3 separate regions of the Mus musculus genome follow, and regions 1 and 3 are each linked to region 2. The links are chromatin loops, found by intact Hi-C in ENCODE. Cell type or tissue: left cerebral cortex. All regions are shown on one strand.

What was found. Hi-C counts contacts between places; a loop is a spot of excess contacts. Peaks named below come from ENCODE experiments on the same cell type or tissue, not always from the same donor. Only the 100,000 strongest peaks of a DNase experiment are listed, where the experiment ranks them.
Region 1: a loop joins it to region 2, with 2.9 times the contacts of the local background. A loop is called at or near these places in 3 of 42 quality-filtered maps.
Region 3: a loop joins it to region 2, with 10 times the contacts of the local background. A loop is called at or near these places in 2 of 42 quality-filtered maps.

What each region holds. Positions count from the first base shown.
Region 1 is chr9:98,012,062-98,020,061 of GRCm38, reverse strand. All of the region lies in intron 1 of Clstn2 (calsyntenin 2), which reads left to right. 4921534H16Rik (RIKEN cDNA 4921534H16 gene) reads right to left here. Exons shown (of 2, transcript NR_110443.1): 2 at 7,887-8,000. Among named protein-coding and RNA genes, the nearest start is that of 4921534H16Rik, 13 kb to the right of the region's middle. In left cerebral cortex, a CTCF peak has its summit at 3,301 (motif pointing left); DNase peaks (open chromatin) are centred at 589, 1,194, 2,046, 7,748 and 1 more place; H3K27ac peaks cover 1,719 bases.
Region 2 is chr9:97,878,677-97,886,676 of GRCm38, reverse strand. All of the region lies in intron 1 of Clstn2 (calsyntenin 2), which reads left to right. Among named protein-coding and RNA genes, the nearest start is that of 4921534H16Rik, 120 kb to the left of the region's middle. In left cerebral cortex, no CTCF peak of the experiment used is centred here; a DNase peak (open chromatin) is centred at 3,130.
Region 3 is chr9:97,968,598-97,976,597 of GRCm38, reverse strand. The region is part of intron 1 of Clstn2 (calsyntenin 2); the gene reads left to right. Among named protein-coding and RNA genes, the nearest start is that of 4921534H16Rik, 31 kb to the left of the region's middle. In left cerebral cortex, no CTCF peak of the experiment used is centred here; DNase peaks (open chromatin) are centred at 1,399, 1,605 and 3,341; H3K27ac peaks cover 632 bases.

The sequences.
Region 1 (8,000 bases), 130 kb before region 2:
TGGTTGGGGTGTGTTATTTTAGCATCACTTTGGCATTTCTGCATATATGCAGGCCACTTCCAAGTAGAAAATGCTCAAAACAGACACTAAGCTTTCAATATGGCAGTGTTTGGCAATGGTTAAGGCCAGGACCTTATTCAGGAAGTCCTGGACTTGTAGTTTTATAGAGTACCGGGATTTTCTATTTTTCATGTAACTCTGGACTGTTTCTAGACCTTCCTACACCACAAGGTGATCCCAAGTCTGGTTAGAAATGGCCTAATATTTCCCTTATAGCCAGCTGTGGATGAAGATCGGCTGGCCCTCCCACCACCCCCAGTCTGCTGAGCTAGGAGAGTAGAGCTGGTGCTTCCTCAGGGAGAACTTGCTAGCAGTGGCTTGGAAACTGAAGCCTCCCCCTTACAGAGGAAGTGAGCTTCAGGATGTTCCGCTGTGCCTTGGTCTTGACTTCTCTGTGGAATGGGTTTTCTTCAGGCTCAATGTGGTGCCGGTGGCTGGAAGCCAAAGGCAGAGAGATGGAAGATGTGTATATGGAGAGAGCAATGTCTCTGTGGTGTTAGATGCACATGTATGGAGAAAGCACTCTACAGAGAGTGATTGTAACCGCGCCTGTCAGTGCCTGGTCACATCTCCTCTGTTTGTGTCTGTAGCCCAACTCCAAAGAGAGTCAGCCTTTTGCTTATGGCTTCCCTCTGGCTACTAGAGTCCTAAACTTGCAGTCATGGCAGATCCCAAGGTCTAGGAAACTTATACTCCCAGGACCTGGTTTTATCAGTGGCTGCCAAGAGTTCACAAAACCCAATGTGTTCCACCCTTTTGCCTGCAGGTGGAGGACATCTGAGGGTCCAGCATCCCAGCTGCCTGTGGTGGTAACTGGCTTCCTTCTCTTCCTGTATTACTATTGTGCTCCCCTTTCCATCCTCCCTGAGATCATCCCTCAAAACCTGTTCTGGGGCCTAGACTCGGGGGGTCTCCTTTTGAGGGAACCCAGACAGAGAGAGGCTGAGCAAAGAAGCCATTTACAGAAAGTGTCCTTGCTGTACCTCTGTGAATCCCCTGAGGCAGATCTATCAAGACTGGAACACCCAGTGCCTTCAGACATTCGGCCAGACTTGCTTGGCAGCTATGAGGCTTTGTGGGACATTTGGAGAGCTGTATATGACTTCTGGGAACTCTCAGTGCTCATGTGCAGGACTTAGAACCCGCCTTCATACCATCTGGGCCTGGAAGACTTTGCTGGAACAAAAGCACTGTGCAGTGCTGATGGACACGGGGCTCGGAGGAAGTAGAAAGTATTTCTCTATACCCAGGCTTTGGAAGGCTCCTTGAGGACAGCGCTTCCCCAGGTCCTTGAGCCATGTCTGTGCTATGAAGGCCTCCTCTGGCTATGAAAAGAGTTGAGCTAGGCCTGATGCCTGCAGCCCACGTGATGCAAGTGTCTGGGGGGGGGGCATCTGGCACCCCTGATCACAGCCAAATTTCTTGAGTGTCTATTTTCAGTATTTTCTCAGATCACCTATAAGTAAATTTGTGAAGCAGTTAGCTTTATCACCAGCATGTCCCCGGCCAGTATGAAGCAGCCCACAAACCTGAAATCCCTCTTCTCCACAGAGCCTCCAGGGCTCACAGGTCTGAATCACTATGGCCGTTCAAATATTCCAGACAAGGCACTGAAATCCTCACTGATAAAAATCCTGCCCTTTCTCTGAAAGACTAGATACACGGATCCATTGTCACAGGCGCAGTTTGATGTGAATTAGCCCATCAGCTTAGCCTAGTATCGTGGCTAGCTCACGGGGATTTAGCTTTTTTTTTTTTTTTGACAGACAAATGACTTTATTTTCAGTGATGGGTGTTATCAGCACATAAAATATGTGCAAATAAGGAATTGCTGGAACTGAGTCCATCATCTGATTATCAGAAGCGTTCTCTTAATTCCGGGTGACTGATGCACGGCGTATGTACTGTCTCTGGATCTTGATGACGTTCCTTAGAAGCTGTTGTAGAACTGCATCAGACTCGTGTTCTCACCTCCGAAAATGGGCACAATAAATCTCAGCCGAAGAGGCTGCTATAAAGTAAGCTCAAGGTTATAAAACTTAGAGGCCGGTGCTGTGGTTATCTGTTGACAATCCGTAGACAGTCGGGCAGCAACAGCTTTCTTATGATCTTAGGTCCTGCGACCCAAGGACTGAGAGGTGGCTTGGTGGCAATAGTTTGCCTCTGCTCTGTGATGTCTATGAACCTGACTGGAGGTTGAGATCGTCTGGATGTTTCTTCAGATGGTTAGGAGAGATATCTCAAGGGCTGGGCCTTACTGAGAAAACTAACCAGATCCTGTGAGGGCATCCATACATGGCTTGGCTCCCTGGATGCCTGAAAATAAAGGATGGCACCCCCTATTGTCTGGAAGCTCGGGGCTCCAGCGCACAGAGCAGAATCTGCCAGGTTTCTTGTGGACTTGCCTGGATCCTACTCCTAATGCAGTACCTTAAGTATGGCTGTCCCTGATGAATGGCTTGAATTTCCTTCTTGATTTATTTATTGTACCCGACCTTGGTCTTATCTGGAATGGTCTTTATGCCTCAAGAAAGGACCGGTGGAGAGAGACATTCATTTACTGGAGAGTCAACCTGGAATATTCCCTATGAGAGGATGAGTACCTATAAAGAGAGTTCTGGGAAGACTGGCGAGACCCAAGGGCTAAAGCATGCTGTCAGGGTATATGAGTCTGAAGACAGTTGCTCTTTGTTAAGTTACATATAACCTACCTCACAGCTAACACGAAGAGCATTGGACTATAGACCAGCATGTTCTGGATTCTTCCATGCACCAACTCGTGCCAAACCCATGTGAACTCTGTGAGGTGCATATCTTAATGCAGTCGAGGAAACAGCTAGGAAATCTTTGGTGAGTTTATAAGTAAACGCTCTAGTACTTGAGCCTTGATCACTGACGTCAGAGCCTTTGCTTTCTGCCTTGCTGTTGTAAGCAGCCTCTCATGAGATAATGGGTTCATATATTTTGTTCCCTCTGGGTGTGTGTGTGTATGTGTGTGTGTGTGTGTGTGTGTGTGTGTGTGTGTGTGTGTGTGTGTGTGGTGTGTATACGCACGCGTGTGCCCGTCTTAATTGTGTTCCTGGCTCTATTCTGTACTTAGTGGGAACAAGAATGTGTCTTTTTTTATGTCCCCCTTTTGCACAATCTGAGTGCCTTAGAAATGAGAATTGGGCTTGGCAGAGAGGCCTCCATCCCTTTGGCTCTGCATGATGACTGTCTTGTTAGCGACATCTGCTGGCCCTGGGTGTCAAGGAGAATGGGGTAAGCATTGTTCTTCACATCCTATTCTCTGAAGGAGTTTTTGTTCTGGTTTACTGTTGAAGTATTGGTTTTGAAATGGCAACACAGAAGGTCTACTAAAGGGTTGTCCCACTTGGAAAGGGACTCTCCTTTTTTCCTGTTTCCAGGTTCAAAGCAATAACCATGAAGCAAGTGGAAAGAAAGCACTCCAAACAATAAGGTGAATGGCTGACAGGTTAAAGCTGATGCATAAATGCAACATTTGCATGACAAAGACCCTGAGCCAATGCTGATTGTCATTCACCAGTAATAGGATTCCTTGAAATGCTGAAGGTCTTAATTAAATAAATACGTAATTTATTTTTGTTGGTGAATGCTTTTTGCCTCAGGAGCTATTCAGGCTAGGATATCATTTCCTGAACTTAACCTCATGTCTATCTCATAATCCACCATTCTTCCTCCTCGTGGGTTTAGCAGCCTAGTTGGAGCATACATTTCAATGAAGGTTGTCTATTTGAACAACAGCTTTGTCCTCAAGATGATCTGAGTTTTGATAGAGAAGCTAACAAGATGACAGATTGAAGTATTAAGTGATAACTCTGTGCAGGAGCACAGTGCAGGAGCTGAGGCTGGGGGATGGGGAGGTGACTACAGGAGATGTCCCCCCTGGGCAGGACAGTCCAGGACTGCCCATCTCTCCAGCCTTGGTTTTGCTACACCGGATTCTTTGAGCTTGGGACAAGAGGCCTCACTTGCTCCCTGTGTAGGACCCTGGGTTCATTGCCCTGCTTCCCACTCCATTCTAGAGCCCAACCACAGGGAAGAGAAGTCCTTGAACACTCACATCCTCAATAACTTTTAAAATTAAGCTTTTCATTCTAAACTCAATTTGGCTCCATCTTTAACCTGAACATGCCTCAGGAAGAGTTCATGCAATCTTTATCTTCTCCTTTTTGCTGTGATTTCTTTCCTATGTTGTTCTTTTTTTTTTTCTTTTTTTAATTTGAAAAGCTTGATTGGCTCACCAGAGAGCAAGCTCTGTGAGAGAGCAGGGCTCATTTCTTCATTCCTGATGGAGCCCTGGCATCTGACCTGTCCACTGCATGGTTAGACAAAGGCGTGGATGATGCAATTCAATGAGGGATCTTGGAACATGTAGAGTTCTGAGGGGTTATGAAGTTAGAGAGGGTTCCAGAGACAGGATGTGATGGTAGTTAAAGACCCAAAGCTAGCAGAGACTTCCTGGTATACTGTATACAACTGAGACCAGCTTTCTCATCAGAACTTCAGTTTCCAGTCCTGGGGAGGAGAGGGGGTCTATAATATTTTGCTCATGCCCTTGAGTTACAGGATCTGGTCCAGTGCACATTGCTGGGCAGCCACATTCCCAGGCACGCAGTCTCAGAGCCATCTTGAGAGGGTCTCTAACTACTTACTTTCCTTCAGCAGAAGTGCTCAGGGCCAACTCTCACTTGAGACTGTTCAGAACAAAGTATTACTTTTGCTTATTTGGTAGTCTGTATGAATGGTTGCCCAATCACTGGGTTGTGGAGTTGTGGCCACCAGAATACTTGACCTGTAGTGATGTGTGCAAAGGTGGAAAACTGCCCGTCAGAACCAGGGGTGTCCCTGGCCACTCTTTGTAGGGCCTATCGTCTACAGGATGTACATGTTATACCTCTCTCTGGGAATCACAGGATGAGTGGGGTAGACTTCATTTTCTTCCTTGCCTGGGCTTGCTGGTCTTTTTCCTTACTCTCTTTCAGTGATTACATTTGTCCTGTGGCATAGCATGCATTTATATATAAAAGACTGAAATCCATTGCAGAGTGTGGGAGGGCATCAATAGGTAAAGTAATAAGTTTGATTTTTTTTGTTCAAGATGAAGTGATGTACATGAGGGTATGGATGGCCCTGACATACCTCATATCAGGCATTGAGCAGTGGGAAAAGAGAGCAATTAGGAATCCACAGAGACACATTCACACACCTGGAAGCCCATTGCTCCTTTCTGGCATTTCTATGGACTCAGGATTAGACAGCAACCTTATGCAAAGGATGTCTGATATATTGGGAGAGTGGGTACCCTATGAAGCATTGTACCATCAGATTCTACTTCTATATATATAAAATATTTCATCTTTCTGAGATGACTTGGGTCTTAGATGATGGTGTCCCAGAGGAGAAACAGTATGATAAAGGATTATGTCATTTGCCTGGTTTCTCTCTCTTTCTCTCTCTCTCTCTCTCTCTCTCTCTCTCTCTCTCTCTCTCTCTCTCTCTCTCTCTCTCTCTTCTTTTTCTGTTTTTTCTTTTTTTTTTGGTTTTTCAAGACAGGGTCTCCCTGTATAGCCATAGCTGTCGTAGAACTCACTCTGTACACCAGGCTGGCCTTGAACTCAGAAATCCACCTGCCCTTGTCTCCCAAGTGCTCGGATTAAAAGCATGCGCCACCACTGCCTGGCTTGCCTGGTTTCTTTAGATCTATGCATAACACCCTGATGCTCTGTTGTGTGGTAGACAACTACATCCTCCAGATGTCTGGCCAGTTTGCATCTAGCTCACCAGAATCAAGATGTGGACCTGCTGAAAGACTAGAGGATGGTAGGAAGCCATTGTCTTGTTCTCCTTCCTTCCTTTGTTCTAGGTGACTTCAGTGATCTTTCCTCCCTGTACCTGTGACCTAACATTCTGACTCTTTTGACTATATTATGTAAAAGGGAAATCTAATGTTCTTGACCAGTTGTATGGCCCTTACCTTTAAGGTTCTGGTATCCTTGCTTACGTCTTCTGTCTCTTCAGCTCTAGAGTTATAGTAGTTTCCTGCCTTGCCAAGTGATCTGAGTCTCTGTCACTTGGCACTGAGGACTATATTTATTCACCAGAGATGGAGGACAAAGACATATAAAGAAATGATTCCATCAAGTTCAGCTAAGTGAACCAAAGAATTTTTTGATGTTATAAACTGAGTTTTCTTACAAAGCATGGGTGACTTGGGCAGCTCTTTTCCTATACAAAAAGCTCACCCAACATACATGCAAGGCATATCACTGCAGTTCCTTGACCAGTTTTCAAGTAGCTATACTAAACAAGATTCTTTAAGTTGTTTAGTGCTTATTTATCCCCAGGGATGAACTTCCTGACTTTTATAAGTTTAGTGAGGTCTGGGTCTTGTAAGTTTCTTGTAGGTATCATGAGCCTTGTGAGTTTTCCTTTACCTGCTATATGATATTTGGTTGTTTGACTTTTTTGCATTAAATTTATCTGGAGACACATGGAATAATTACAGGTTTCCAGTTTGGATGATTATTGGTATAATGATACATCATCACAAGACTAGGTATGAAGCAGATATGATTTCTCTCACCTTTTGTCTCTTAAATCTCCCTTGCTCTCTTTCCCCAGTCTCTATTCTGTAAGATCCTTACTGTTGTAAGCTCTTCAGTGTCAGAGTCATTCATTTAGTGCCTCCTACTCCCACTCCTTATACCTATAGCTTTAATACAACCCCCACCCCTTTTTGTGGTAGTTTGGATGAGAATGGTCCCACAAGGTAATTAACATGACTACAGGTTTCCTAGTTGGTGAACCATTTGGGAAGGATTAGGAGGTGTGGTCTTATTGACAGAGGCATGTCATTGGGGGTAGGCTTTGAGGTTTCAAAAGACTCATGCCATTCTCAGTGTGCTATCTGCTTCATTGTGGGTTGAAATGTGAGCTCTCAACTGTTCCTGCTGCTGTTCTTTACTCTTCCATAATGGAGCTAGCTTGCTTTCTTTACCATGTCACCTACCTAACTTATTCCCTTCAGTTCTCTATCGTAAGGAGTACAGCCTCATCTACCCTAGCTTAGACCCTGCCATCTTCATCTTAGGCCATTACAGCTTTTTTTTTCCTCTCTAAAGATCACTGAATAGAAATTTCCAAATCTTTGCCTGGATCCCAGAGATAGAAAAAATGAGGAGAACATGAAGTAAGCTTCCGGGCTGTGGAGTGACTGCAGAGCTCCAGTGTTTGCCACTGTTCAAACAAGGAAGTCAGGGAGACTCCTGGGATCAGGCTCAGTGTGCCTGAGCTAGGAGTTCATCTTCTTCTTCAGAAACTAAGGCCAAAGAACCACCAACTCAGTCGTTACTCATCCACACAAACTGAGCTGCGGTTTTGTTAAGGTCTTGCTAAAATAGAGATGCAGGAATAGGTATACCAAAAGCACAACATGCAGAATTGCTGCTGTTGTGTGTGCGTGTATTCTGATGTCTTTCCTGGATCCCATGGTAGGTTGGAATGGGAGCCATGCAGAAGTGAAGGAAAGGCCCATCCTTTGCCACCAAGGCCTTGCCCTGAAATGTGGAAAGAAGCAGATTCAAACAAAACATATAAAACAGTGAGATGATAATGTTGGCTGTCAATCAACTGGGGCTCTAGGTGCTTTAAAAGTAAAATAAGAAATGGGGGTTCAAGCTACAGACTGGCAGCTTGTGGAGATAGCATGCCTACATTTTCACAGATGAGAGGGTTACAGAAATGCAATCTGGTTCTTTGCCTGGTAAGAGCATGCTTTTTCAAGAACAAGAAAAATTAGAGTTCCTTGAAGATAGCTTATTTATTTCACAATTTAAAAATACAGTCTTATTGTAGAAAATTAAGGAAATACATTTTAAATAGGGACATTTCAAAATTTGCATTAAGAGATTAAAAAA
Region 2 (8,000 bases):
GAAAGACAGAGAATACAAAAGTATTGAAAGTGTTGGGAAGTTTCATTTATTCCTTGTGTTGAAAGATTGATTTCTTGGTGCCAAGGTTGATGGTTCTCCTCTTTTGCATGTTTGCATTAGTATTCTGCCCCAAAAGTTAAATACTTGAAATGGATAGAGATTACCTGCCAATGCTTTCTCCATGAATCAGATTCAAAATGCAAACTGTGACATGAGGCAAAGCCATTTATTTTATTTAGTAGGGAATAGGGAGAGGAAACTTCTGGGTTTCTCTGTAGAAACCCCAGACACTCATTGGCCACACTAGCATATTGTTTTTATTTTTCAAAATGTATTTTTTATTCCCTTTATATCTCTATTGTAGTCCCTTCCCTCCTCTCCTCCCAGTCCTGCCTTTACAAATCCCTCTGCCAACTAGCCTCCTCCTCAGAGAAGGGGAAGCCCCCCTTGAGTACCACCCACCCTGGGACATTTAGTCCCATCAGGACTAGGCACATCCTCTCCAGTTGCATCCCAAGCAGGCAGTCCAGCTAGAGAAAGGGGATCCAATGAGTATCAGGGCAACAGAGTCAGAGACAGACTCTATTTCAATTGTTAGGGGACCCACAAGAAAACCAAGCTGCACATCTGTTTCATATGTGTATGGAGTCTAGGCCCAGCTCCTGCATGCTCTTGGTTGGTGTTTCAGCCTCTGTGAATCTCTCTGGGCTCAGGTTAGTTGACTCTGTAGGTCTTCTTGGCCCTCTAGCTCAATTAGTTCTATCCCCTACCTTTCCACAAGATTCCCTGAACTCTGCCTGATGTTTGGCTGTGGGTCTCTGTACCTGTTTCCATCTGATGCTGGATGAAGCCTCTCAGGAGACAGTTACGTTAGACTCCTGTCTGCAAGCATAGCAGAGTATCATTAATAGAGTGAGGGGTTGTTTCTCCCCCATGGGATAGGAATATCAAGTTGAGGCAGTCATTGGTTGGCTGTTCTCTCAGTCCCTGCTCCATCTTTATGCATCTTGTAGGTAGGACATTCTACTGCCTCTGTTTTGCTGAAAATGCTTATCTCCTTCCTATTTTCCCTTCTAGACTGTACTCAGGCATCCTTTCACCCCTTCTGACTTCCCTAAGACATCTATGTGGAGTCTTTTGGCATAGTCCCTTGCTAAAATAGTGTTATAACTTGGATGTATCTTTATATATTCATTTTTGTCTCAGTTTCAAACACATACCTAAAGGTGCATGCAGTCTGAGTGACTAGCCATGCTCATAACCGCCCCCCCCCCTTCTGCTCCAATGACATCCTTCTATTTCCTCTGCTGGAATAAGTATGTCCCATTTCCAGGCTTGTTAAAACCTGTTATGTCTTAGATGAATTGTTAATGTCCTCATGGTAAACCTTTTGACTGCTGGCTGTTGGAGAGAGGTATTTTTAGAAGCACTGAAGCTTCTTGGACTCCTTAGTCATAGCTTTGCCACATGCTCATTTGGTTTTCTTGAGGATTTCAACATTTCATGACCCCTTCTCAAGTTTGTAACTACAGTTCAGAGCAATCGAATGTGGGCATAAGTTTGTACTCAGTATTTGACATAGACAGGGATCAACCATGGTGCAACATGATGAACTTGTTTGAAACCAGTGGAGAGATAGCTAGAAGAGCTGGATGAATTAGTATAAATTCAAGGATGGCCAGATAAAGAAATGCTAGCATAAAACTAGGCTTTCCCAGGCAGTAACTTCTGGCCATTCATAAATATCCAGATGGTTGCTGTGTGCCTTTATTTTCCTCTTCAAACCATTGACTGTTCTTTGTACCTCTGGTCTCCCATAACCCTGGCAGCCTTCATTCATGAGTACGCACACTTTCAGAAACTGAACCTACAGCTTGTTCCAAGTGGTACATGTGGAGTTGTATTTTCTGTGAAGGGCTTTTGTCCACTGGCTTGTCTCTTTTAGCCTAGGAATATCACATGGTTCTGGTGGTCACACTGCCAGTGAGGCATTTGTGGACTGGACACAGTTAGGGACAATAAAGGGAAGAAGAACATTATATCTATGTACCCTAAGCTTAGCAATATGTGTGTGTGTATATATATACACATACATTCACATATACATACATACATATATACATATGTGTGTATGTATATATATATACACACACATATAACATTTTCTCTGTCTTTTCTTCTTTATGTAGTTCACTCTGATCTTCTGCCTCTATTCAATAGGCATCAAATATGAGCTCTTCATACTTATATTTTTATGTGACATATAAACTGGATATCAGTGCGAGTCATTCTTCAGTGCCTCCAGAAGCCTCTTAGGATAGAAGGGTAACAAGTTCTCCTGATCTGGGAATGTAGATACTTCTTAACACTATACAGTACCAGATTAAAGATGGGTCACATCCAAGTGAACCAGGATCCCAGCTTTCTCCTTGTCTGTCTTATGGCAAATTTAACACATGCTCATTTCTCATCTGCCCTCCTGGGATGCAGCAACACATGTTTGCAATGTCACTACCTCATGAAAGAGAGGCAGGTGCGTGGGACAGAATTGAGGTTGTGGCCATTTTAAATGAGTACATATTTACCAGCATAAGCAAGTAGACAAAGTACTGGGAAGAACATGGAGAGATTGGCTTGTTTTCTGGCAGAGCTCCTAATGAGCTCTTTGAGTTCTGATAAATCATTTATCCTGTAGGTTGTTTGCTAAGGTGAGATACAGAGGTATGTATGGAAATATATGGATTCATATATGTTGCACCTGCCTGACAAAAATCCATTTTCTTATAGTAGTATATGTCTATTTACATTTAAGCATATATAATAAGCATGTGATATATGTTTATATAACATATATTTCTTATAGTAACTATGTGTGCTGGAAACCAAGTCCTCAGGTGTAATGTGTTGTACAAGATACTCTGGTACAGGATACTGCCTACTGCTGAATTTGAGCAAATTCTAAGACAACATGTTCTCAGAGCTTTAGGGGGGAAGGTAAAGATATTTTTTTCTGAGCATCTGCTTGAAAGTACTTTTCAGCATCAGCAACAGGCATTTTTTACTCCTGTTTCTCACTGGCAGTAACAAGGAATGCAGCTCCCCCTGAGAAATCTCACTTACTTTGAATTGGGACTCAACCAACTTGTGTGGGTGTAGGTAAGTGTGGATGTGTGCACCTGCGCTCAAGCTTGTGTCTATAGAAATAAATGGAGTGTATATGATTCATGAATTTTGTTCCTAGCGTGTGCAACTGCATCTCCTGTTTGCCACTGAAACATTTCCAAAGAGAGGTAGAACTTGCCTTGCCTTATCAGATACTTTGGATTCTCGCTGTTTCTCTACACTGGTACAGCTGAAGGTTGATTTTGTTTGAAGATGTATGCATTATTCACCCAGGGTCTCTGTAGAGACTTATTCCCTCCCTTAGAAGAGACATCAACAAACAGATTGGTATCATTGCTACTGCATTGCTGGGATGGAAGGTGGTAAGTTGGACTGTTTTGTTCTCTTTGCAACATGGAGTTCTTCCAAATGAAAGACTTCACTGCCTCTCAGATACACTCACTAGCCATGCTGAAATTCTTCCTTATTTTAGTCATATGTGCATGAAGCTGTGGATATAAGCTTAGTTTTTTAAACCACACAAGGGCTATCACTCTGGATGTTCTTCTCCCAATTCTACTCTCATGGGGAAGCAGAGAGGGGCCCACTGGACAATGCCTACTTCTCTTGAGACTCCAGTTTATCTGTAGGTAACTTTATATATCCAAAGAGTAGATACAACTTCTTATTTATAGCATGCTGCAGGAATTCATTGGTGAGATTCAATGTCTTCTTTTATCCATCTGTTCCATCAGTAGCTTTGCTGCTTCTCATGCCTCTCTCCATGGCTGCCCCCAGGATATGATACAGGTCCCACAAAATACATGCAGTCAGGGTAGGCCTAAAGCCTGAGAGTTGGACCCTAAAGACTCCTGGGATGTGTAGCTTTGTAAGGCTTTCAACTAGGATCAAATGTTGGATGGAGTTGTATGTTTTAGAATTGTTATTTGGCTCTTGGTGCAAGCTCATGGTCAACTTTGTTGCTCACCATCAGCTAAAATACAGATCACGTGAGACAACTCAGATGGACAATCTCCAGATGGAGATTTGACTCACTGCTGATAAGTGTGAAGTTTTTAACAGATTTATATTGAGGCTTCTTATCTACCTAATTCATAAGAATATCACATCCCATTATTATCTTATGGCCATTTGGCTATATTGTAGTGATACAAATAGAAAAGAGGTCTTCTCTGCTGTGGTAATGCCAAAAGATAAGTCTGGAACATCTTCATGTCTATCTTGAAAAGAATGTTGAGGCTTTGTGTCTGTTCTGTGACCATGTTAATCAGCAGTGTCTGTGATGAGAAAGGGATAAGAGCACATGGTGCTGTGCATAGATCAGAATTTATCAAGTCAACTCTACAGCTTAGACTTTTCATGGTGGTCCCAGGAAAAACATTTCAGCCTTCTGTGTCTCTCTTCACCTTTATAGTGACAGTGTCTACCCAGAGTGCTTTGGTTTTTATTTCCTGAACCATCCAATGTACATTATCCACATGAATAGTACCCTGCACATTGGAGTGAAATATGAAGTCTCATTGCTACTGTAATTAATCATTAATACATACCTCTTGTCTTCCGGCCAATGAAGTTGCTAAAGCTCATGACATATATCTGTCACTGTTCAGGTCATTGGGATTACCGGGTTGTTCTCTAGGTGCCTGTAAACTATCTCTTTAAGGTGTTTGCTACAGTTTCCCTTGGAGCCCCTGCAACTTAACAGATGTGTATTCAGGGAGCCGCGCTTTTTAAATGCTTCAAAATTAATGTTTCTACTGCTTCCTTGATCAAAAGACATCACTCTCATTGTGTCATTTCACAGCTATCCTGGGACCACATTCAAGTAGTTACTTAACATGACACACACCCCTAAGAACTTCTAATTCATTGCCTCACTTCTTTCATGCAACAGCCTTTCCCCCAACCCCAGACTGGCACTGTGGTCAATTGGATTTTTTAAAAATAAGAGGTTTTTAAGCTTGAAGAAGTTAAATCTCTTGGTAGAGATCGCTTAGCTGCCTTATGAAAGAGCCTGAATTTGAACTCAGGATATAGCCAACCTGAAAAGGTTGTTTGAAGTCCTTACATGAGAAGAAGGAGGAGAGTGACAGCTGATGTCTAAGACAGGATGGAGAGCAGGGTGGGGGCAGTTCTAGATTTAAAAGTAGCATCTTAGGAGCACATGGACTGGCTGTGTAATGTATCTATTTGGCTTTTGCAGAATTTAAGTATGGAGGTAGGAATAAAAGTCTGATCCTGCCTTAGCTTTCTCCATTAGATCATGAGATAGACTAGGGCAGAGCCCAAGCAGAGCTATTGATCCAAGATAAGGTGCACTGGCTGATTAAAAAGTCTATGTAAGTTTCACATTAAATTTGTGAATTTAAGGTTCTAGCTAATGGTCCTGGGGAGATAATTCAGTTGGTAAATGCTTGCCGTGTAAGCAGGAAGACCCACATTTGATCCTAAGAACCCTTGTAGAAAAGTTGAATATGACAGTAAGTCCAATGCTAAGACAGTAGGAAGATAGGTTCTTGGGAGTCCCTGGCCTGCAGCTTGTAGCTTACACTTTTCTGTGACCTCCAAGCCAATTTGAGACTGTCTCAAAAATCAAGGTGGGTAGGACCTGAGGAAAAAAATCCCTAAGCTCGACCTCTGGCACACACACAGACACACACAGACACTCACAGACACACACACTAAATGAATATTTGGCATAGAAAGTTTTTACTTCTCAGTGAATTTCTTTAGAGAAGATCACATTCTTAAGTTGAAATGCAAAAAGCATATCACTGAGAGATTTTCAGAAGAGATGGGTTTGCCATCACCAATTAAGGTACTTTGTGACCTGGGGGTGAGTTTGGGGCATAGGAAACTGTATAACAAAGCAAGGGGAGATGTAAGCATGTGGAATGTTCAGGATATGTTAAGAGGTTAGTGTGATTATAATGTAAATTACAATGGAGCCAGTTTGATGGAGACAGGATTTCTATCCCCATAAGTCTCGGTGTGCAGGGCTAGGAGTGAGGACATCAAGGAGTTTAGAGCACCTGTTTCTATGGCTGGACAAAAGCATTAGAGCAGAATTCCCTTCATTGTGCCATGACATCTCTAACACATAGGACTCTTTGGAGGCCCATTATCTTTCCCCCATAAGAAAAACAGATGCAAACATGGTCCCTTGGATAAAATAAGATTTAGAACACTTTTTCTAACAGAAGAGACAGTACTGTCATAAAAGCTTCTGTCCCATAGGCAACATTTTCTATTAACAGTGGAAGATTTAACAGATGTCCATTATCTGGGAATGGGATTTGTTCTGATAATGGCCAGACAATGAGTTCCAGACACAGTTTGTAACCTAGAGTCTCCTTTATTCTTGGACAGAGCACATAAATCAAGGTTGACTTTTATGTGACACCTGGACACACCATAACTTGTTAGCGGAGACTTTTTTTTTCTGCAAGTCTTTTATTTTCAATATAGAAATCAGCTGAGCCACATTCTCCTACCCTGACTCCCTTCCACAGTCATGGCCACCATGTTACAATTACATTGAAGGTCATAGGATCTAACCTTCACAGAATTATAACTGCAAAATACAAAGGAAGTCTGCTCTTCATGGCAGTTGTCAGTACCATATTTGCCCTTCCTCTTGCTCCTTCCAATCTGAAGTCCCTTTTCCCAGTGTTTCTGATATTCCAGATGATCTCTAGACCTAAGGTGACTTAATCTGTGCATGGATGTGGTGGCAGCTAGCACTTCTTAAGTCTTGTCTTGGGCCCATGAGAGGGATCTTTATAGTGGTGGAATACTAAGTTAATATCTGCACATAAGATTTCATCAGCATGTCCCATTCTCTTACTTTCTTGCTCTTTCTAGTTGGTCTAAGCTTCCTGAAAACCAGTGTGTTTGCTTGCAGAAGTTCTTAGCCTGTGGGTCATGTCCCCTTGGTGGTCACTTATCAGATATCCTGCATATCAGATATTCATAAATTATAGTTATGAAGTAGCAACAAAATAATTTATGGCTGAGGGCTACCATAATATAAGGAACTGAATTAAAGAGTTCCAGCATTAGGAAGGTTGAGAACCACTGGCTTAGGGGTTTTTCATGCTGAACACAGCCACAGTTCATATCATCTAAAACCACTGAGCTCTGATCTCAGCTCATCTTTCATAACCTGTCTGTTCCATCTGCCTTGATCTCCTGGGATTCTGATTTGGGCTTATTTTCCTATGTCTGTCCAGAGAGACTTTTAGAAATCAAATTTGTTTGGCTGGTTGGTTTTCAAGAGTAACTTCTGCTTTCCTTTTTTTTTTTTTCCATCTAGGGTTCAAGTTCTCCTTGGATGCTGTTGCTCATATATGGACTGATTTGGTTTCCTCAGTCTAGTCTTTTATGTCTGTCTTCTCCAGCAAGGTGCTGTTCTAGGACAATCCCTCTATCCACACAGTGGAGAAGGAAAGTGATTATCTTCTTAGGCTCTAATCACCCATTGCATTGAAAGACAACTGCAACCTGTATTTTTGAGAGGTCCTCAAATGAAGCCCTCTCTTCCAGCCTCTTTATATGGTTAGTCTGCTCCATCCAAAATGAATGAGATAAAGACATTATCAATGGATTGACAAACTCTAGCATGTGTCAAGTAAAATCAAGATGGAGTCTTGACACCTCTGCTCTGGAAACTTAAATCATCTTGCAGACAAAACACTAACTCATAGAAAGAATAATAATCCATCCTCATGAGAAAAAATGGCTTTACCAGTCAAAGAAGGCCTTCTGGAGGGGGGTGGTCTGTGTATGGCAAGGCAAATGATCACCAGGACATCAGGACATTAAGACCTAAAAGTTGCTGGATATTATCAGGGCAAGAAATAGGCAAAGAGGTGAGT
Region 3 (8,000 bases), 90 kb before region 2:
TGGGCTTTGTGAACAGTCACCCATGGAGTCTTAATTTAGCATAAACTAGTTATGTTGCTTTGGGTCAGTTGACACCTCTGTTTCCTCATCTGGGCAGTGGAAAGAAATCAGAGAAAGTACATGATGACGGAGTGGTGAGTAGGAGGGTGCCCCACATGGAGATTTGCGAATTGCACGGTGAACTTGTGGAATTAGGGCCAGCCTAGTCTAGTCCATCTGGGTGCTTGCTGCAGTGCTCCTCTGACTTAACCTGCAGGACACCTGTGATGGGATCTTCACATGGTGAAGATGGACAATGTCCCTGTGGTCACACACTCTATAGCCACCCGATTTGGGAGTGGAGAGCAAAGCTCACTCATAGGTTGCTGTGCCTTCCTAGATGGACATGCATCTATCCATAAGCAAGGGCAGCTCACTCGCATGCTTCCGTTTCTGTGGAGCTGGCTCCGTGTCTAGCTACAGCTTTCCTTATTCTGAGAGGGTTTTATTGTTTGCCTCTCATAAAAATCTTGGTAGGCATGACACCCATTTGACAGATGAGGACACTGAGTCTTGAAGCCTTTGTCTGATCTAATTTCTGACTCAGTGCTCACTCTGGAGCCTTTGGCCCCATAGAGGGCAATCCCTTTTTCATTCATCCAAATGTAGACACTTGGTGTGCGGTATTAATGCATTTATTATTCTCATCTGATGTGAGAGTCTAGGATGTAAGCAAACCCCTCAGAAGAATGTGTCCCTTTGTCCCTTTGCTGCCCCTGCCCAGCCCCTGCTCCTGCTTGGTGCTTACATAGCATTTAACCCCAGGTGTATTCTTCCCTCCTGTTTCATATTTTCTGTTTCTTACATCGGCCTCTTGAACTGGCAAGCCTCATGAAGAAATCAATAGCATCTACTGGGATGACAATGGGGGGCTGGCATGATGGCTCAGTGAGTAAAGAGGAATTGTTCCCAGGGATGCACGTGGGAGAATGAGAGAACCCACAGGTTGTCTTCTGACCGCTATGTGGTGTCCTTAACGCATGCTACCCCCTCCCCAACAAACACACACTTACAATAAATATATGAGTGTTAAGATGAAAAGGAGCATCTCCCCCCCTTCTATTTCTCCCACTTCCTCACCCTCTTTAAAATCCCAGTGTTTCTCTTAAATGACTCAGGCCTAAGGCTCAAAGCACGTTGGTTTTGAAGCAAAAGCAAGAGCCATACATCCCTGGTATGATGCCTTTATCTCCCTGGCATTTGCAGGATGATTATCCGAGATGTAGCACCCGCTTACACACAAGCCTCGGGAGCCAGTGGAGGCTTGGAGGATGCTGATTTTGGCTACGCCTTCTGGTTTGCTCTGGCATCATCTGTTAGGCAGGGCCTGTCTGCTGGGAGCATTCAAGGAGGCACCAGAGGAATCACATTTCCTCCTGAGCTCCCAACATCCAATTTTCCCCGAGGGACCTCAAATGACCCCGTCATCCACGAAGAGAGATATTTCTTTGGGAAATTGGTTTCCATTCCCAGCCTCCACACCTCACGGCGTAGCATATTTCCCACACGTCAACTTAAATACGCTGTTGTCTGTTCTCATCTTCTCTTTCTTTCAAGAACCAGTGTGGGCAGACAGGGAGCCTCACATAGCAGGGAGTGCCCAGGGCTCTCTCTCCAGCAGGAACCATATGGTGGCCTCGCAGTGCATCCCATTTCCTCAGCCCACTCTTCCCTTCTTCCTTTGCCTGGGATCTCTAACTTGTCTGCATACTTGGGAATCCCAGCCCAGCGTCTGTGTGCAGAGCTCATCCTGGGTTCTGGTGCTTTGTCTAGTGTGACTATAGTTGAGCCTGGGAGGAGTTTTATTTTTAACATATTGGTTGTTTTATGGCCAGGGTCATGGCCATGGAAAGCGACTGCATTGTTGAGAGGGTTGCACGTCCATCTGCTGTGTTTAAATCTAAAAGCTGGATAGAGACTCTCTAACTGTAGTCTCAGCCTGAAGCCATGCAGAGAGTAGACATGGACTTGGTATAGATGGCATTGTTGTACCTGTATTTTAGACATTTTATTAAAACTTAGATGAACCCAGGTCCATAAGAGTTCTTTGTAACGATATGCTCCTATCATGAACCCTTTGTTATTTATTAACTAAATCCTGATGGACACATGAACTCCAGCCAGGAGTACTAGGGTGAAGCTTTCTTCTAGCCACGTAGACCTCTGCATCCTGTGTGGCATGGATATGACTGATGCTGAAGGTTATAATTATGGTATTCCCTTATTTACAAAAAGCTCTTAGCACATATAGTACCTATCCCCCCCCCCCTCAGATTGCTTATTTTTCATTGAACTAAACTTTAGAGGCATTGTCTTATTAGATGTTGTCTTCTGGATATGTTTCTAGACAGTGTTAAGATGTTACTGTGTGCAGCTGTGTAACACCCCAGTGTGTAAAATGATCACCCTACACTTGTCTGTTCTGCTGTGGATGGGTCTTCACAGTGGCAGCAGTACATACTTATCAGGTAGTGTCACCATTTCTCCAAGCATTTGTTATCATTTTGTCCTCTACCTGGCAGCGTGGAAAGTATCCCTGGTAAACTGAGATCTCACAAATACTGAGTATGGTCAGACTCTGTAGTTTATTTATTTATTTATTTATTTATTTATTTATTTTTGTTGTTGTTGTTGTTCAGTTTGAGTGAATTTATCATGAAGCCTCAGGGTTGTTGCTTTTCAGCTTCTTAGTTGCCACAGTGGCCTGGCATGTATTCATATGTTGTAGCTGACATATCTTCCAGTGTATAAATGCCTGGTCATCTCTATTGCTAGCTTTCTATTGTGTGGTTTATATCTTTGTTTCACACACACATACATACACACAGTACTAACTCTTTGGTCATTTCTCAGCTATTCTTTCATGTAGTGGCTTATACCTTTTCTTCAAATCATCTTTTGATGAACAAAGATTTTTAACTTTAATGAGGAAAGCATATGGCTTCTGGGGGTGGGGACCTTGATGTAAAGTTTAGAATGAGATTACTTCTGATGGTGAGAGTGTCAGACTAGCTTCTTTCTCCAGATGTTATGATGTGTATGAGTGCATGTATATATGTGTGCATATATGCATGCGTGCGTGCATGCATGTGTGTATGCATATGCACTTGTCTGTATGCATGTTTGCATGTGTGTGTATGCCAGTGTACATGTGTGAATGCATGCATGTGTGTGTGTGTGTGTCTGTCTGTCTGTCTGTCTGTCTGTCCTCTGAGTCCTTCAATAACTCCATATGTCTGGCTGTCTGCCTGGCCTGCCCAGTCTGGAGACAGACATATTGTCTTAGGAAAAGTGTTGTCTCTAGGCATCAGCTACGTGGGCAGCCTCTGAGTGGTGAGCTGAGAAGTCTGAAGTTTCTGACTCTTGGAGAAACTGGAGATGGGAAGAAGTCTCCTGAACTTGGATGCCCCAGCTCTGTAAAGCTGTATTGGTGCTTCAGATGGGCCCTGTGAGTTTCTGCTTGTCTAGAGATGGTGAAGCTGGCTTGAGGGCCTCAGACTTGACAGATGACGGGAACTGGTTAAGATAGCATTTGAGGCACACCTCAATAAGATCCGGGACTCTACAAGGGAAGTCACTAATTAGAGGAAGACTCTTATATCACTCTTTTAACTTTTTTTTTTTAACTACAGGAAGAGATTAGTCAAAGTAAATGTTCCTGTTTCACTCTCTATGTGATTTAGATATGTGGGATATTTGATTCCAGATCCCAGGTTCACCCATATTCCTTCCTCCCTCCCTCTCTTCCTGCTCCTTCTTCTCCTCCTCTCTTTACTCTCTTCTTTCCTCCAGCCTCTCCCCTCCTCTTCCTCCTCCTTTTCCAGAGATTTTTGTAAATTAGTGGCAGGCTTTGACAGCTGCCTGTCTCCATGATAGGCATTTCCTACAGTTATCTTCTTGAGCCTCACAGCGGGGAGTGTATCATCTTTGGGCTTCTGATGGCCAACAGCAGAGCTATCTTTCTTTATGAGGGATCTGAACCTTGGTGTTTTGGCTCAACTGAGGCTTGCCAGAGACCTTTGTTAGCTGGTGACTCAAGGAAGATATTTACGTAATGCCTTTCACTACGGGATGCTGTGATTAATGATGAATACAGGTGAAATACTAACTTGGGTGCCTACTACACCATATAAATTCACTAAATACTCACTATAAACTAGTAAACATGAGAAATCCTAGCAGTTAACAACTAGCGCAATCAAAATTCAGATAATCAATATTAAAATCATAAGCTCATTTTCTCCATCTCGATCCGTGAAACACTTGGTACCCAAATAGAGAGGATCAGGCTGGGGACTTCATAGAAAGTGCAGGGCCTCATGAGTCTGCAGGGTGTCCCTTCTTGGTCATCATCAGAAAATGACTTGGAGAAACCTCTCTCAGAGTTGAGCTATTGTCACCACGTGACCTCTGGGGCTAGCAGTGGGCTGGCACTTGTTCTAGTTAGTAGCCATTTTGATCCTCTTGGTCTTCCTTATCTTCCTTCTTTCCCCAGTGTTTCCGTTTGTACCGTCTCTTACTTTGGCCATAAGCCAGGAAGAACTGCTCCAAAACTCTGACTGCCTGTCTAGCTTTCATATTGACCAATAGCCTGTTTAGAGTTCTGAGAGACCTCAGTGAGCTCACAGGCTGTAAGCACATGTATGCACAGTTTTCTTTGTCCTGCATACCTACTTTGATCTTTGCTCTTTCATCCCTTCATTTTGCCCTCCTCCCTGTATGGCTTTTATAGAGAGCTGACTTTTCTTTTGCTATGTCTGCTTTCCTGTTAAATAATCTTGCTTAATTCTTAACTTGATATAGTGCATCTTTTAGACCCAGATGCTTTGTTTTGGCCTGGCATGGTATCACAGACCTACAATGACAGTGTGTGGGAAGGCGGAGGCAGGGGGACCAGGAGTTCAAACTACATAAGGAATTAGTGGCAAGTCTGGGCTATAAGACTCTTTGTTCTGAAACATTTTTTATAAGTTACAATGTCTGTTGTCTATTGCCTTCCTCCATCTTCATTTTCCATTATCTGTCAATCACAATTATTTGAGTATTTATCTGGCAACTCCAATAACCGAGTCATCTGTGGGTCTATTTCTGTGTTTTCTCTTTGATTGCTGATCAGATTTTCTTGACTTTTCAAATGTCAAGCATATTTTTATAATATGCTAGCCACAAGACAGCATACCAGAAAATGCCCTCCATTCCCTCTTAGATGGAACAAGAAAGGATCCTGATTCAGTGAAAATATAGTCATAGTTATAGATATGGGCTCTTCTTGCTTATTCACAAAATTAAAATGTGTGTGTGTGTGTGTGTGTGTGAGAGAGAGAGAGAGAGAGAGAGAGAGAGAGAGAGAGAGAGAGAGCGAGCACAAATGAATAGTGTGAACAGTGGTGATTTTTGAAGGTGACTTCTTTAATGTAAACACATTACTAATCTGATCTCGGTTTCCATTGATGACTAATGCCATCTGGAGATCACTCCAGAGGATGCAGACCTTGGTGGGATGAGATGAGAAAGAAGCCAGTGCCAGTCCACCTCTGACCAGCTGGGTCCCAACAAGAGAACTCTAGCAATTACCAACTCGCCACTGTCAGGGATGGCAGGGAGGGTGATCCTCTGGGGATATTTGGAAGGTTTGGGGAACGATCCTCTAACACAGTGGAGTTCTAAGCCAGGAAGCAAAGGGTCGAGGAAGTTGTGGGAACAAGAAATAGGAAGTTTTGGCCAGAAAGATCTGATTTCTAACCCTCTAGTCAATATGGGAAAGAATTCTGATGTACAGAATTGTTGTAGTCATTTATTCATTGCTCCTGGACTTTTACAGTCTGGTGAATTTGCTCTTCTTGATACCGAGTAAAGTATAGAAATTCCAAGTGAGATGAGGGTTGTTTCTAAGATTGAGTGTTTACCTGGCAAGCATGAGGTCCTGGATGGAGCATTGACATCACCAAACTGAAACAACAATAACAATAGCAATAACAACAGTGATGACAGCAACAGCCATACAGCAAGGTGCTTACTCCCTGCTTGCGGCATTCTCTCCATGTGGTAGCCATATAACTCTCTTTCATATAAGTCTCTTTCAGTTGGGACTTAATCTTATGCATCACAAACAAATGCAGTTATATGCATGGGGGGGGTGGGGGGTGGGGGAGAAGGTTGCTTTCTTCATGGCCTGTGATAGGCCAGAGAGAATGTGGCTAGTACTGGATACCAACATAGCCAGGAAGCAAGGAAAGCCCTGGGAACCCAGTGATAAAGGGATGGGGCATTACTGATGTTGTCTTAGAGATGAAGGAATTTCATAGTATGCAGCTCTGGGGAGAGAGAGTCACATGGTACATGGGTTATCACTGTCAGTGTTAGGCTTGATCTCAGTGCTTAGCCACATACCGGACTGATGTTTGTCCATCTATTTGCCAGAGACCCTTCAAATGGATGCTGAATGTTCCCTGCTCTCAGTCTCTCCCCATTTGTGCTTCCTCTTGCTCTCAAGATGTAGCCCCAGAGTTGATCTTGGCTCCTCACTACTTTGCTGCTGAGTTATCCTCTGGATATATTATCATAGACTGTCCCAAATAGTCCTACCTGACCTCAAGTCTCCTCAGATCCTTTGTGCATTAGAACTTACACACAGAGCCCTGTATGCCTTTCTTTGTCTCTCTTTGGCCTCAATAAATCTTTTACCTGCTGCTAGCCTAGTTTGTGTTCATCTCTTAGATGAGTGGGAACAAGTAAAACGGAACTCGTGCAGTTGAACAGCTAGTGCTACCATTGGGGGGACAAAACTTCTCAGTTCTTAATGAGATAGGACAAGAGTTGTTGGATGGTGTAGTCCTGACGGGCACTGGTGATGTTCTGATGAAGGGAGAGTTTGTGTGGATTGAAGGAAGAGAAGCATCAGGGATTGGTCTGGGATATGCCTCCTGGACTTTGGCTAACGCCATCATCAACTGTAAATGGAATGCCACCACACATATGAGACAGTCAACAGAGTTGTGAAAAGGTGCCAGCCCACACATCGCAGAATGTTGATACCCAACAATTTCCACTGTTGACAGCTTATTCTGATCAACATTGCATATTTGATGTAGCCTAAGAATTAACAACATTGCAAGTCATTCATAATACTGCTAATATTAGCAGAATTACCATTTTCCAGCCAAAGTTGATGTATTGCTATTCAATATAACATACACATTCTTTGAAAAAGATTAAAAAAAAAAACCAGCTCTCAGTTCAGTCCATGTTGAAGCTCTGTGGTTTCTCAGTGGGGTTTCCATGGATTCCAGGGAGTTAATGAGAGTGTGATATTCATGACAGACGAAGACGCTGACCCATGGCTTTAATTCAAATTAGACATTTTGTGTGCATGTGCGAAATACTTTGTTTTATCCTTTATGAGAAAGTAAATTGCAACAAAACCACTTTTGGTCACACATTTGATAATAATTTTCCTCCCACAAATGTAAAATAATCTCATGAAAAAGGTAAAGCCTGGTTGTTAAAATGCCCAGAAGTATGAGACACCTCTGGGAAGGAAGCTTTCCTCAGCCCTTATGTGAATGGGGAAGGAAACTGCTGTCTTCAGAGCCCCTTCCAAATTCCCCAGAGCTTCTGCAGACACCAGAGACCTCTCCTCGAATCTAAGGCTACCTGCATCATGCCTCTTCTGTCTTTTTCCCTAAGGATTCAGTGGGCTGACGTAGTCCCTGCTCCTCTACACTGTCACCTGATTCCATCCCTACTACCTTTTAACATCTATCGGGATCCTTGCCTATCCCATTTACCTTTTGAGTCCCCATTCTCTATTTGTAAAACAAGAACATTCCTCACTATTGGCAAGAGTATTATAAGGATCACGTGTAATTTTCTAAGTGTAGTATCTGATATATTATTAGAACTCAACAGACAGTAATTCTGCAGAGACAGGATGAAGTGAGTAAGGCACTCAGCTATTTTAA